2 separate regions of the Homo sapiens genome follow, and region 1 is linked to region 2. A link is a loop called in an ENCODE intact Hi-C map of the cell type or tissue named here. Cell type or tissue: B cell. All regions are shown on one strand. Each heading gives the region's core, and the rest is flanking DNA. Links, peaks and the distances in the headings are about the cores only.

Region 1 (8,348 bases), core at 52-8,051, 56 kb before region 2:
GTTCCAGGTCTTTGCTATTGCAAATAGTGCCACAATAAACATACGTGTGCATGTGTCTTTATAGCAGAATGATTTATAATCCTTTGGGTATATACCCAGTAATGGGTTGGCTGGGTCAAATGGTGTTTCTAGTTCTAGATCCTTGAGGAATTGCCACACTGTCTTCCACAATGGTTGAACTAGTTTACAGACCCACCAACAGTGAAAAAGTGTTCCTATTTCTCCACATCCTATCCAGCACCTGTTGTTTCCTGACTTTTTAATGATCGCCATTCTAACTGGTGTGAGATGGTATCTCATTGTGGCTTTGATTTGCATTTCTCTGATGGCCAGTGATGATGAGCATTTTTTCATGTGTTTTTTGGCTGCATAAATGTCTTCTTTTGAGAAGTGTCTGTTCATATCCTTTGCCCACTTTTTGATGGGGTTGTGTGATTTTTTTTCTTGTAAATTTGTTTAAGTTCTTTGTAGATTCTGGATATTAGCCCTTTGTCAGGTGAGTAGATTGCAAAAATTTTCTCCCATTCTGTAGGTTGCCTGTTCACCCTGATGGTAATTTCTTTTGCTGTGCAGAAGCTCTTGAGTTTAATTAGATCCCATTTGTCTATTTTGGCTTTTGTTGCCATTGCTTTTGGTGTTTTAGTCATGAAGTTCTTGCCCATGCCTATGTCCTGAATGATATTGCCTAGGTTTTCTTCTAGGGTTTTTATGGTTTTATGTCTAACATTTAAGTCTTTAAGTAAATGGATTAACCTTCTAATCAAAAGACCTAGAGTAGCTTAACGGATTAAAAAGGAAGATTCAATTATATGCAGCATACAGGAGATCCATTTCAGCTTAAAAGACACTCAGACTATAAGTGAAGGGATGGAAGAAGAAATTTAACATCTGGGTCATGTAAACAGTACCCAGAAGAGAGTAGGAATTGCTGTACTGATATCAGATAAAATAGACTTTAAGTCAAAAAATGTCACAAGAGACAAAAAAGGTTTTACTGTTTAATATTTATTTATAATAAATCATTTAATTATAATAAATTATTATTTAATAATAAAGGAGTCAATTATTCAAGAAGATATAGCAATTGAAAATTTATATTTATCCAACATTGGCAAACATATGTATATGTAAATAGGCATAAGGATAGAGATAGATAGCAATACAATAATAGTATTGTTGTATTAGTAATAGTACCCCACTTTCAATAGTGGATAGATCAACTAGACTAAAAATTAACAGGTAAGTACTGGGCTTGAACTGCACTTAAGATCAAATGGACCTTACTGACAAATTTAGAACTTTCCATCCAACAGCAGCAGGATATGTATTCCTATCTAGTGCACATGTAACATTCTCCAGATAGACTATATGTTAGACCACAAAGCTAGTCTTAAAGAATTCAAGAAGATTGAAAAAGCATCTAGTATTGTTATTGACAACAACGGTATGAATTGTGGTCAATATTTAGTATCAGTAAAGAAGGAATCTTAGAAAATTCACAAATATGTATAAATTAAATAATATGCCCCTGAACAACCAATGGGTCAAAAAAGAAATCAGAACAGGAATTTAAAAAATATTTTGAGACAAGTGACAATGGAAACACAACAAACTAAAACCTATGGGATGTGGAAAAATCATTCTAAGAGGAAAGTTTATAGCAATAAATGCCTACATTAAAAATGGAAAAGTATCTAAAATACATAACCTAATATTATGCCTGAAGGAGCTAGGAAAAGAACAAACTATACCTAAAGCTAGCAAAAGGAAGGAAATCATAAATATCAGAACAGAAATATCAAATAGAGAATTAAAAAATCCAGAAAAATTAATAAAACCAAAAGTTGAATATTTCAAAAAACAAAATTGACAAACCTCTAGTGATACTAATATGAAATAAAGAGAGAATACTCAAATACATGAAACCAGACACCTGATTTTACAACAGACATCTCAGAAATTAAAATAATCTTAAGGGACTATTATGAACAATTATATGCCAACTGAGTGGATTACCCAAAGCAAATAAATAAATTTCTAGAGAAATGTTACTTACCAAGATTGAATCAGAAGCAAATAGAAAACTTCAACAGACCAATAACAAATAAAGTCCAGGTACTTAAAAACCTTCCAACAAGAAAAGACCCGGACCAGATGGCTTAATGGCTGAATTCTACCAAATATTCAAAGAAGAATTATTATCAATATTTTATAAACTCTTCAAAAAAAAGAAAAACAGAGCTAGAGGGAATACTTCCGAACATATTTTGCAAGACAAGTATCATCTTGACACCCAAGCCAGACAAAGACACTGCAAAGAAAGAAAACTACAAATCAGGATCTCTGATGAAATATGATGCAAAAATCTTCAATAAAATATTAGCAAACTGAATTCAACAACACATCGAAAGGGTTATACATTATGACCAAGTGGGATTTATCCATGGCATGGAGGTTAGTTAAGTATATGCAAATCAGTCAATGTGATATACCACATTAATAGAATGAAAGATTAAAATGACATGATTATCTCAAATGACATATAAAAAGCATTTTTACAAAGTTTAAAATTCTTTCTTGGTAAAAACTCTTAACAGTTTAGGTATAGAAGGAAAATTTTTCTTTCTTAAAGTAAAGGCCATTTATTAAAACACACACACACACGCACACACACACACACACACAAACACCCCTAACATTGTAATCAACAGGGAACAACTGATAATTTTTCCATTAAGATCCAGTATAAGCCAAGGATGCCCACTCTCTTCACTTCTGTTCAACATAGTACTGGAAGTACTAGCAAGAATAATGAGACAAGAAAGAGAGAAAAATCATTAAAATTAGAAATGAAAGAGTAAAATTATCTCTATTTGCAGATGACATGATCCTACATGAAGGAAACCCCAAAGATGCCACAAAAAAACTAATAGAACTAATGAATTCAGTAAGGCTGCAGGATAAAAAAATCAATATAAAAATAGTAGTATTTCTATACACACACAAATAATGACCTAGCTGAAAAAGAATCTTTTTTCAAAATCCCATTATGATAACATCCAAAAAATTTAACCAAGGAAGGGAAATCTTTGTACACTGAATACTGATGAAAGAAATTGAAGAAGACAAAAATAAATGGAAAGATACCTTGTGTTCATGGATTGGAAAAATTAATATTGTTAAAATGTCCATACAACCCAAGTAATATACAGATAAAATGCAATCACCATCAAAATCCTGTTATTTTTCACAGAAATAGAAAAATATCTTAAAATTAATGTATAATCACAAAAAGCCGTGAATACCCAAAGCAATACTGAAAAGGCAAAGTTGAAAATATATATCACAATTTAAAATTATACTACAAAGCTATAGTAATTAAAACAGTACAATACTGGCATAAAGACAGAAACATACACCAAAAGAACAGAATAAAGCACCCAGAAATAAGTCCAAACATAAACAGTGAACAAATTTTTGACAAGTTCACCAAAAGGACACAATGGGAAAAGGATAGTCTCTTCAATAAATAGTCCTTGGAAAACTGGATTTCCACATAAAAAAGAATAAAACTGGACCCTTATCTTACCCCAGACAGAAAAATAAAATCAAAATGGATAAAAGACCTAAGTGTAATATATGAAAACCATAAAACTTTTAGAAGAGAACATAGGGGAAAAGCTCCTTGATACTGGCCTTGGCAATGATTTTTTAGATATCACACCAAAAGCTCAGGCTACAATAGCAAAAGCAAATAAATGCGACTATATCGAACTAAAAAGCTTCTGGCCATCAAAGGAAACAACCAAAAAAAATAAAAAGGCAACCTGTACACTGAGAAAAAATATTTGCAAACCACATATCTGATAATGTGTGTATACCCAAAATCTGTAAAGAATGCTTATAACTCAAAGTGGAAAAGTAAATAACCCAATTCAAAAATGGGCAAAGGACCTGAATAGACATTTCTCTAAAGAAGACATAAAAATGGTCAACAGGTATATGAAAACGTTCTCATCATCACTAATCATCAGGGAAATGCAAATTAAAACCACTATGTGCTATCACTTCACACCTGTTAAGATGGCTATTATAAAAAACACAAGAGATAACAAGTGTTGGGGAGGGTATGGAGAAAAAGAACCTAGCACCCTGTCAGTGGGAATGTAGATGGGTATGGTTATTATGGAAAAACGGTATGGAGGTTTCTAAAGAAATTAAAGATAGAACTACCATATGACCCAGCAAACCCTCTTCTGAGCATATACCCAAAGAAAATAAAATCACTGCCTCATAAAAATATCTGCACTCCCCTGTTTAGTGCAGCGTTATTCACAATAGCTAAGATACAGAAATAACATAAAGTGTCTGTCCATTGATGAATGGATAAAGAAAATGTATATATGCAATAGAATATTATTCAGCCTTAAATAGAATGAGGTCCTACCAATTTCCACAATATGAGTGAACCAGGAGGATATTATGCTAAGTGGAATGATCCACACACAGAAAGAAAAATATTGCATGATCTCACTTATATATGGAATCTAAAAAAACAGAAAAGATGTCAAATATACAGAAATAGAGAATGAAACAGTGGTTGCCAAGAGCTGGGGTGAAGGTGGGGAGAAGTGTGGAAAAGGGGAGACATAGGTCAAAGGATGCAAAGTGGGAGATATGTAGAATAAAGAAGTCTAGACATCTCATGTACAAAATGAGGACTACAGTTAATTAAATTATATTAGATTAGGATTTTTTGTTAAATAAGTAGATTTTAGCTACTTTTGCTAAAAAGAAAAAGTAACTATGTGAGATGAGAAGTATATTAATTTATTAATTTGCTTCATGATTGTAACCATTTCACTGTCTCTCTATATCTATTTTATAACATCATATGGTATACCTCAAATATGCACAATAAAATTTATTTTTCAAGTATGTAAGAAATTAATATATAATAAAGACTATATTCCTAAATATTCTATAAAAAAGTAATTGTTCAGTAATTGGTTTTTAGACCAGCTTGGGAGAAAAAATTCAGATCAGAACCCCACATGTCAAGTAAGTTCCAAAAGAATTGAATATTCAACTATAATGAAGAAAGAAAAATGTACTAGGAAATTATTAGTCTCTTGAGAATGAGGGAGGCCTTTCTAAGTATGACTATGACATCAAAAGCAGAAATGAAAAGGAAAAAAATGATAGTGTCAACTACATATAAATGTAAAACTTCCATAAATCAAAATCTTTATAAACTAAATTAAAAGAAAAATGCCTAGCAGAGAAAAAAACACCTGCAACATATAGGGCAGAAAAAGTGTTGATATCCCAAATGTTAACATTCCAAACAGTATAGACATAAACAACCTACTAGAAAAAAATGGCAAAAAACTTAAGTAAAAGTTACATAAAAGAATATAACCAGCTAATCAATATATGAAAAAATTGTCTTACACTAAATACATAGAAATTTAAAAATAAAAAAATTTAAAGTTTAAATTTAAGATCCCTTTGGACTTTATCACATTGGTGAATAATAATTATAAATATCCAGGTGTGGCAAGTGATATGGTTTGGCTGTGTCCCCACCCAAATCTCATCTTGAATTAAAGTTCCCATAATCCCCACGTGTCGTGGGAGGGACCAGGTGGAGATAGCTGAATCATGGGGGCAGTTTCCCCCATCCTGTTCTTGTGCTAGTGAGTTAGTTCTCATGAGATCTGATGCTTTTATAAGGGACTTCCCCACTCACTGGGCACTCATTCTCTCTCCTACCACCCTGTAAAGAGGAGCCTTCACCATGACTGTAAGTTTCCCAAGGCCTCCCCAGCCATGTGGAACTCTTTCCTTTATAAATTACCCAGTTTCAGGTATGTCTTTATTTGCAGCATGAGGATGGACTAATATAGCAAATTGGTACTGGGAGAGTGGGGCTCTGCTATAAGGATACCCGAAAATGTGGAAGCAACTTTGGCCCTGGGTAACAGGCAGAAGTTAAAACAGTTTGGAGGGCTCAGTGGAAGACATGAAAATATGGGAAAGTTTGGAACTTCCCAGAGACATGGGCCTCAGAAGATAGAACAATGTGGGAAAGTTTGAAACTTCTTAGAGGCTTGTTAAATGGCTTTGATCAAAATGCTTATAGTGATATGGACAATGAAGTCTATGCTGAGGTGGTCTCAGATGGAGAGGAGGAACTTGTTGGGAACTTGAGCAAAGGTGACTGTTGCTATACTTTACCAAAGAGACTGGCAGCATTTTGCCCCTGCCCTAGAGATCTGTGGAACTTTGAACTTGACAGAGATGATTTAAAGTATCTGGTGGAAGAAATTTCTAAGTGGCAAGGCATTCAAGAGGAAGCAGACAATGAAAGTTTGGAAAATTTTCAGTCAGATGATGCAATAGAAAAGAAAAAACCATTTTCTTTCTTTCTTTTTTTTTTTTTTGAGACGGAGTCTTGCTCTGTTGTCCAGGCTGGAGTGAAGTGGCGTGATCTCAGCTCACTGCAACCTCCACCTCCAGGGAAAAACCCATTTTCTGGGGAGAAATTCAAGCCCGCTGCAGAAATTTGCATAAGGAATGAGGTGCCGAATGTTAATCACCAAAACAATGGGGAAAATGTCTCCAGGGCACGTCAGAGATCTTTACAGCAGCCCTTCCCATCACAGGCTTAGGAGGGAAAAATGGTTTCCTGGGCCAGGCCCAGAGCCCCTCTGCCATGTGCAGCCTTGGGATTTGGTGTCCTCTGTCCCAGCCGTGCCATCCATGGCTAAAAGGGGCCAATGTACAGCTCAGGCCATTGCTTCAGAGGATGCAAGTTCCAATCCTTGGCAGCTTCCATGTGATGTTAGTCTGTGGGTGCACAGAAGTCAAGAATTGAGGTTTGGGGACCTCCACCTAGATTTCAGAGGATATATGGAAATGCCTGGATGTCCAGGCAGAAGTTTGCTGCAGGGGCAGAGTACTCATGGAGAACGTTTGCTAGGGCAGTGCAGAAGAGAAATGTGGGGTGGGAGCTCCCACACAGAGTCCCCACTGGGACACTGCCTAGTGGAGCTGTGAGAAGAGGGCCACCATCCTCCAGACCCCAGAATGGTAGATCCACCAACAGCTTGCACTGTACGTCTGTAAAAGCCACAGACATTCAATGCTGGCCTGTGAAAGCAGCCAGGAGTGAGGCAGTACCCTGCAAAGCCACAGGGGCAGAGCTGCCTAAAGCCATGGGGGCCTACCTTTTCATCAGCATGATCCGGGTGTGAGACATGGAGTCAAAGGAGATCATTTTGGAACTTCAAGGTTTAATGACTACCCTATTAGATTTTGGAATTGCATGGGGCAATTCCAAAAACAAAGGGGTAGCCCCTTTGTTTTGGCCAATTTCTCCCATTTGAAATGGGTGTATTTACCCTATGCCTATACCCCCATTGTATCTAGGAAGTAACTAACTTGCTTTTGATTTTAAAGGCTCATAGGTGGAAGGCACTTGCCTTGTCCTTTCCACCTATGAGCCTTTAAAATCAAAAGCAAGTTGGATTTGGACTTTTGAGTTAATATTGGAATGAATTAAGACTTTGGGGGACTGTCGAAAGGGCATGATTGTGTTTTGAATTGTGAGGACATGAGATTTAGGAGGGGCTGGGGGTGGAATGATATGTTTTGGTTGTGTCCCCACCTAAATCTCACCTTGAATTTTAGTTCCCATAATCCCCACATGTCATGGGAAGGACCAGATGAAGATAATTGAATCATCCTTTTCTCTGGTAGTGAGTTAGCTCTCAAGAGAGCTGATGGTTTTATAAGGGGCTTCCCCCTTTGCTGGATACTCATTCTCTCTCCTGCCACCCTGTGAAGATGTGCCTTCTGCCATGGTTGTAAGTTTCCTGAGGCCTCCCCAACAATGTGGAACTGTGAGTCAATTAAACCTCTTTTCTTTATAAATTACCCAGTCTCAGGTATCTTCATTAGCAGTGTGAAAACAGACTAATACAGCAAAGATTTAAGTGAAACAACATTCTCATTTATTACTACAGAGGACAAACGTGAAAACAAGTTTTTACATGGACATTTGAAAAAACATTTTAAAAGCCTTAAATACTGCATAGTTTTGACTCAGAAACTTCAGTTTTAGGAAGCTTTCCGGAGGAAATCGACAATCTGGGGCAAGATTTCCCTATGTTCGTTGCATTACCGTCACTAATAGCAAAATGTGAAAATAGCCTATATACCTTACAATGGGACATTGGTTGAATAATTTATTGTCTATATGTGGAACACTTTCAGCAATTTGCTGGAGCTGGCTCATACTAGCTTGCAAGTGTCAACTGCTAAAACTTCAGGAATTTTACAAG
Region 2 (8,348 bases), core at 304-8,303:
TTTCTTCTAAGGGCAGCGAAGAAGAATCTATTCTATGCCTCTTGTAGCTTCTGGTGGGTTGCTGGCAATCTTTGGTGTTCCTTGGCTCATGGGATCACTTCAACCTCTGCCTTCATGTTCACATGGCATTCTCCGTGTGTGTGTGTGTGTGTGTGTGTGTGTGTGTGTGTGTGTGTGTGTCTGTGTCTGTGTCCAAACTGCCCCTTTTTATAAGGAGACAGTCTATTGGATATTAAGGCCCACCTTAACAACCTCATTGTCACTTGATCATCTTCAAAGACCCTATTTCCAAATAAGGTCACATTCACAGGTTCTGGGGGCTAGAGCTTCAACAACCTTTTGGGGGAGACAATTCAAACCATAGCAATTACTAGGAGTTTTAAATTTGGTGGAAATAGTGCTGGGAAAATGGACTGGGAATGAAGAGGGAAGGTCTAGGCACAAACAATACAAACGTTTGCTGCTGACCTCTAGGTAGTTGTATTGGTCTAGCCTTTAAGCTAGAGGCAGGACAGACAGCAGCAAGCTGTGGCAACCCAACTGGTTGTGAGGCTTTAAGTATGGGCCTAAAGGTAAAAAAGATCACCCCCTAACACCTCTTCTCACCTCATATTTTCATAACTCTTACCTCAGTCCTATGCAAAAATAATTCACAACTCAGCACAGTCTTTTTAAAGGTTACAAATGACTGTGTATGTCTAGAGTTTAATTTTGCACCAGTTTTTATTCATGAATCACATTTCTGCAAAGACATTAATCCTTACTCATTACTAAGTGCATTGTCAGCTTGATAATTCACCAATGTGTTTTTGTGTGTTATGTTAGAACAAATAAGCGTCTTAATAAGCTTAAATGGCATTCATCCTTTAAAAAGTTCTTATCTAAATAAAATGAAAAGATTAGGGGATTTTTAAAGGCATATTGGACCATCTCTTCATTCTGTCTCAATCTCTTGAAGCCTGATTCTGCAAGTGAGTTGGAGCTGAGCATATTAGTTACATGAGGAAAGATCAGAAAGCCAAGGAGACCTCTGAGAATAAGGCCTCATGGATCTTCTAGTTTCAGATGGACACATTTATATACTTGCCTTCCATATCTGATGGTACCTTTAGACTGTGAAGACTAACATAAATTCCCCAACTCCTTGCTTCTGCACAACAAATATAATAGTGGCCAATTAGTCTACCCACTTATCAGATTTGTAGCTAGATAGCAGGGCATGTCCTCAAGTACACACAAAAATGGAAACAAAGAGTCTCATTTTTATAAGCCCAAACTTATTGATAAATTTTATTATATTTTCTTCCTTTGCTTAATATTTAGAACTGCCTTAAAGCTTACCTTTGGTCTGATGAGAAATGTATTTTCTTCTAGTAGGTTATTTTATGGAAAAAATAATCAGAGGTATACACAAATACTTCTGTAGTGTTACAAGGATGGTTATTGTAGGTTTCCTCTATTGGTAAAACTGGAAATAGCCTAAGTGTCCAACAGGAGGGAAACTAAGAAATATGAAATACTATATAACAATTCAGTATATGTTTAAGTAAAATTAAGTGAAAAAAGGTTAAAATCATATATACATCACAATCCCACTTTTATAAAATGTGATATATTTGACTAGATGTATTATAGCAAAATATAGTGGTCTTTAGTACTTGGAGTACCCTTTCTGGACTAGGAGATGAATGGAGCAGGTGAAAGTAGGACAGGTTTCCTGTCTCCCTCCCTGGCTGCTGCAGTCCACTGTTGGCTTCTCTAACTCCCGTAATGTTTGCCATTTATAAAACACAGTATCACATTTAATTATATTTTGTGTTGTATTGTTCTTGAAAGTGTCTGGAAGACTTCAAGAAGAATTTTATGTCTGCTAGATTTTCAGCACCTTGTGGCAGAAACCATGTTGTGTCATTTAAAGAAAAAATATGCTTCATGGTTTCTTGCAGAGTTCTGGACACATAGCTAGTCTTCAATTAAATAGGAGATTAGGATAATTCAGTTCTGTATCAACAGGTTAAAGCAGTTATTAAGCAGCATGAAATACAGGTAAAAACAACTCTTTCAACCTTTTGAAAACTTTAATGTCTATCACTTTGTATGCAAAAAACAATTTTTTTTTTCATAACTTAGATAACCCAAGACAACCTGGCCTTTTGCTATGCAGGCCTATGTCATCTAGTGAAGAGTTGAGTCCACCAGCAGTTCTTCATTGAGGCAAAAGAAGAAAACAAACAAAAACAACAACAAATAAATCCGACTTTTAGCAAACCATCTCAAAATATTGCAACATACAAGAACATCAAAGAAACAAACAAAAATAATAATAATAATAATGCTTCCTTGGCTGACATGGAAATGTTTACTAGTCACTAGCATGATAGACCGTGCATGACCCAGGTCTTCGATTTGATTGTCAGTGGTAGATAATTAGCTTAGAATTCCCAGCAAAGGCAGGGTGCAGTGGGTTACTCCTGTAACCCACACTGGCTTTGCCTCCCTCTTTAATGAACCCTCAACTGATTCCTCAAGCCCACAATATTCCCTCCCAGCTGATTCCTTCAGCAGATGAGTTCTGATTCAAAGATGGTTTTGTTGCAAATCAGCTAGTTTAAGTAAAAGAGGTTTATCATAAGGACAGATAAGAAGCAGGACATATTTTTGGATCTCATCAACGGAGTCCTTGCATTTTATTTATTATTCTTATGGTAGCCTGACTCAGCATCCAACTTCCTTAATGCCTGTGTTACTAGTTTAAGTTCTTGAAAAAGTCACTGTGATTGGCCATGCAATGGATTGGCTGCACCTGTGTTGGTAACGAACCTCGCCCATCAGCTGTGGCTGGCTGTCTAGCTGGGATTAAAGAAACTGTTGTTTTGGAGTCTGGAAAATTAGGAAAATCTACTCTCTTCGGGCTAGACTGTATTAATATTTCTTTACTTTCAACAAGATGGAAATTTCAGTAGAGCAAGAAACAAGTCAAGCAATCACATACCCCTATGTTCCCTATCAATTGCAGCATCCTGGAGGCAAATCCAGGACAAGGCGGGCAAATCAGTTGATGCCAGGAGTTCTAGACCAGCCTGGCCAACATGATGAAACCCTGTCTCTACTAAAAATACAAAATAAAAATTAGCCAGATGTGGCCGGGCACGGTGGCTCACACCTGTAATCCCACCAGCACTTTAGGAGGCCGAGGTGGGTGGATTACGAGGTCAGGAGATCGAGACCATCCTGGCTAACACGGTGAAACCCCGTCTCTATTAAAAATACAAAAAAATTAGCTGGGCGTGGTGGCGGGTGCCTGTAGTCCCAGCTGCTCAGGAGGCTGAGGCAGGAGAATGGCATGAACCCGGGAGGCGGAGCTTGCAGTGAGCCGAGATTGCGCCACTGCACTCCAGCCTGGGCAACAGAGCGAGACTCTGTCTCAAAAAACAAACAAACAAACAAAAAATTAGCCAGACATGGTGATGTGTGTCTGTAGTCCCATCTCCTCAAGAGGCTGAGGTAGGAGAATTGCTTGAACCCAGGAGGTGGAGGTTGCAGTGAGCCAAGGTCCCACCACTGCACCCCAGCTTGTGCAACAAAGTGAGACTCCATCTCAAAATAATAGTCATAATAAATAAAGAATAAAAATAAAAAATAGAATTCACAGCAAATACTTTTATTTTGTCCACCTGCTGTAACTGAAATGGCAAAGGACTTCCTAAGGCAGGGCTGTTCTCAAATCCATAGTCTAGTTGTACAGACAATATCTGAACTTGAATAAGTCCCTTACAATGTTTGGACTTTACCTCTCAATACATAAATAGAGGTAGTAATATGTCATCTGGACAATACAGGCAATAATAGCCATCCAAAGATTAATAACAGGATTATTGCAAGGATTAAATAATGTGATGTGAATACATCCATAAACTGTGAAATGTGATATATTGTTGACGACATTAGTAACATACCTTTTTGTTCATCATTTTCTCATAGGGCAGAAATGGATACAGCATCTAAAACTCTCTTGATCATAAGGAATAATAGTCATTCGGCAATTTCCATAAGAAGAAAAATTCATGACATAGACTATTAGTGAAATGAGGTACCAGTATATAAACTTTTCTTCTCAAAACAACCGTCTTAGGTACATACAGTAGTTCCCCTTTTTCTGCAGTTTCACTTTCCATGGTTTCAGTTACCTAACGTCAACCATGGTCTGAAAATATTACAGTATTTAGAGAGAGACAGAGACCACATTCATGTAACTTTTATTACAGTATATTGTTATAATTGTTCTACTTTATTATTAGTGAGTGTTGTCAACCTTTTACTTTGCCTAATTTATAAATTAAACTTTATCTTAGGTATGTATGCATAGTATAGGGCTTGGTACTATCTGTGGTTTCAGGTATCCACTGGGGATCTTGGGACATATACCCTACTGATAAGGGGGACTACTGTATCACTGTTTATCACCATTTTACAGATCAGGAAACTGAGGTCACACAGCTGGCAAGTGGTAGAGTTGAGACTCAAGCCTTTTCTGGTGCCAAAGCTCCAATCTGTGCTCTTAAGCACAAATGAGCCTGATGACAAATTCTCAGACTGTGACTGAATGAGTGAGAGATGCCAGTTCTTAAACAAACACTGGGGAAAAGTTACCAGTGCAAATGGGGATTAGAAAGGAATCGTTCTTTTCCCTCCTGGATGTTTACACGGGTGGTTCACCCCATTCATGGGCAGGAAAACACAGGAAATCTGGGCTGTGAGTTGTTGGGATCTAAGGGAGCCCATGATTGACTCATGTGTTGTTTCTATACTATGCTTGCCAATTATATTTTTAAACAGCAGCTACTGTTATATACTTCTTTTTCCCTCTCAGGAGTTCACAAACAAGTTTTTAATTTTAAGGTCAAATTGGAGGTCACTCTCAAGGTATGGGAAATTCCATTCCCATGGCTGCGTCTGGACACAATTTCTTTCTCCCGCAGGGCATTGTGGAATGTAGTATCACAGACTGACAGGCAACGTGAGACACAGAACAAGGCTGCAGAAATGCACTTGGTGGGGAACATTTTTCTTCTATTTCAATATTAAAATGGGAAAGTAGAAAATCTGGAAAATAAAAAGTGCTGTCTCTACAAACGTTTGGGGTAGAAAGAAGCATCTCACTTTCACTTACAAAATTAGCTCTTTACTTTCTCAGACGTTATTAAATCTATTATAACCTTTCATCAGCAAATAGTCATGGGAGACTCTGAGTAACACTTGTCCTAGAAAAAGGCATGAAGACACCTGGCTTCTCCAGCTTTATTAGCTCAGCTAGTATTGATGATGATGAAATTAATTCAGATTATTGATATCTTGGCAACAGGAATGTCACCTGAGTATTTTATAAAAAGATGTAGAGGTATACAAATTCTTTCTAACTTCCTGGGAAAAGCAGGGACTAATCAATGCCACCCGATGTTCATCATAACTCTTATAAAGTAACACTCCTGACTTCTGCATAAAGAATTGTCCATTAGCTCAGCGGCCAGGTATCTAGGCAGGGCCAGTGCTCTAATCAGCAGCTTGTACTCTAATTATGGGCTTCTTTGAATACCCGTGATACCTTGTTTAAACTGCTGTCCCCTCTTCGCTTCCATACTGAACGAAAGTTAACGATATAAGCATGCTTGTTGTTGGTTGAGGCATTCAGCCCTGGTAAATAACTCTCTTGATTTTTGCTTTGGGTTCACAGATCTGTGGTGTCATGCCTCGTATAGACATGACTAAGTGACTTTAAAAACCATGGTTGTTGAAATCTGACCCAGGCTAAAAAAAAAATACTTACCAAAAAAAAAAAAATAGCTCAGTGTTCTCTTTGTGAAATGCCAGCTCCAATCTGCATGGAGCCCATGGTAAATTACCCACCTGTTTTCACTTACACAACATTAAAAAACACTTATACATCATTACATTCTTATATCATATTACTGAAAATGAATGCTAACACGATATGAGATAAACAGTGCTAATGAGGTAGAAGGTGGCTCCTATGCTCTCCTGATAGGATGACTATGGCCCTGATCAACTTTTGGTCATTGTATGAGACTCTTTGAATCTTGTTATCTTGACAAAGGGTAGAAAGAGGCTTTTGTTTCCAGCACCTGCTGTTTCTCCACATACTTGGACTACTTCTCAACAAAGTTAAGCTGAATCACTGCAAGACACTGAAACTTTATTAACTCATTGGAAATCAGGTTGATATTTTTTTGTGGACAATGTAGAAATACAGTTACTATGAACACACGAATGCCTTTTTTTTTTAATTTTAAAAGTGTAATTAGGATGTGGCCAGAATATTTATTTCTAATGGGAATAGCTTCTGTTTAGGCTAATAGAATATTCTCAAAACATTCTTGGATTGGGACCATCTTCAGAAAACTAATAGCAGGCCACACTGTACTTTCAACAGTAATTGTCAGCTGCACAAACAAAATCCATACTTTCCTTAAGAGAAAATTATACAATTACCATGGGAACAAAAGCCTCATTTTGTTTAATTTGCTTCATGTTTACCAAAACGTATTGGTTATACCACCAGCTCCACCATCCCCCAACCAAACCCCATGAAAAAATATATTAGAGGACCATCAGAGTTCTGTTTCAGTAAGCTTTGTTTAAACAAGTGCTTTGGTGTGTTTTTTCACTGTCGGAGTAGGTTGCAGGAAGCATGGGTGACTGACCACGAAACATCGTGCCTTGTCTTAGGACTAAGATTCCACCAGATGGCTGGGAAGATGGTCTGCAGGTCCACAGGCTGTAGAAAGAGCAGGATGGCCCTGGCAGATAGGTAGGTTCTGCCTCCTTGAGATATGTATATATATGTATACGTATGTGTGTATGTGTGTGTATATATATGTGTGTGTGTATATATATATGTGTGTGTGTATATATATGTGTGTGTGTGTATATATATATGTTTGTGTGTGCATGTGTGTCTGCGTGTGTGTGAGTGTGCTTGAATCCTATTTTCTTCTTTGAGGGAGCCCCCAAAAATTCATCACCACAGTATCAAGGATTAGAGCAACTGATGAAATTTTGGACTTATTTCATGTTGTTTCTAATTAAAGTGGCCATAGGAATCTCCAGAAGTTATCTGAGAATTAAAAGAAAGTCACTACAAGGTGTAAGCCTCCAGAAGGTTGCAAGTTAGCCTTTACAACACCCTAAATTCCATGATCACTTCCTCTAAAAAGTGCTAGCAGATCCTTTGGTGAGTTCCATCAGGATGGGCTGTTCACGCATTTATGAAAGCATTTACTTGATTCTGCCTAAAATTATGGATTTTTATGTATCCTTCTTACCCACTAGACTATTTATTATGTGCCTACAAAATGTAGGTCAGTGCTAGGTACCCATTAAATATTGGTGGCTGTTGACTGGTGATTCCCTGAAAAAATACCAAAATAACCCATGATCAAGCAAAGCTGAGTCTTAGTAGCATCTCTGAGCAGGAAGGACAAAAGTGAGAAGCATATGAGGTTTTGGGGGTCAGGGGAGTTATGTGGGTGTATTGACATGGAGGGGATTGGCTGGGGAGGGTGATCTAATTGCAGTTGGGCAGGCTTGGGGATGTAATCATTTAGGATTACATAGACGGTAAGAATTTCTAGGACAATATTGAGTAAATATTTGTTTGATGAACCCTGAGAATGAGGTACTTACTCTAATAAGGGCTAATTGAGGAGGCTAGTAGTCTATCATCTGGGGGAAAAAAAGGATTTTGGAGAAATACTTGAAAGAAACAGTAAAATTACTGACAACTTTGTCTTCCTAGGCAAGAATTTCCAGGAATAGTAAAGTCAGGTTAATTTAGACAGTGAGCTTGTGATATCAGATGGTTTAAGCTCTCTCTATATATTTGGAAGATTGCACTTAGAGTTGATTTTTCTTCTTTTTTTTCTAACTTTAAAATTTTGGTTTCACCAAACTATAGAGGCTTAGCTCCTTAAAAGAAAAAAAAAAAAAGCAAACATCATAATGATAGTCAAAAGAAGATACTTTCTTTCTCTAAACTTAGATTTTCTAGAAGAAAACAAGATGACAGAATATAAATGTGAGATAGAAAATAGGAACAATGAGGAGAAAAGAACAATAAAATGGGCCACGTTTGGGGTCATTGTCCTAAAAATGTCCTTGATTATGTCAATTTAAATAATATTATGACTTTTTCCACAAGGAAGTAGTACTAATTGAACCACCAACTTAAAAATGAATAGCAGAGAACATTAAAAGGTCTACATAAAGTATCATAAAGAAATTCAGGGAGTGGCAAAGCAAACAAACAACTAAACAACCCAACTCTACATATG

What was found. Peaks named below come from ENCODE experiments on the same cell type or tissue, not always from the same donor. Only the 100,000 strongest peaks of a DNase experiment are listed, where the experiment ranks them.
Region 1: it touches region 2 in a loop (4-fold over the local background); 2 of 110 quality-filtered maps call a loop at or near these places.

Annotation. Positions count from the first base shown.
Region 1 is chr18:25,570,191-25,578,538 of GRCh38, reverse strand. No RefSeq gene overlaps it. Among named protein-coding and RNA genes, the nearest start is that of ZNF521, 220 kb to the right of the region's middle. In B cell, for the core only: no CTCF peak of the experiment used is centred there; no DNase peak of the experiment used is centred there.
Region 2 is chr18:25,514,713-25,523,060 of GRCh38, reverse strand. No RefSeq gene overlaps it. Among named protein-coding and RNA genes, the nearest start is that of ZNF521, 170 kb to the right of the region's middle. RefSeq lists an enhancer at 4,079-4,248. In B cell, for the core only: no CTCF peak of the experiment used is centred there; a DNase peak (open chromatin) is centred at 4,160; H3K27ac peaks cover 1,163 bases.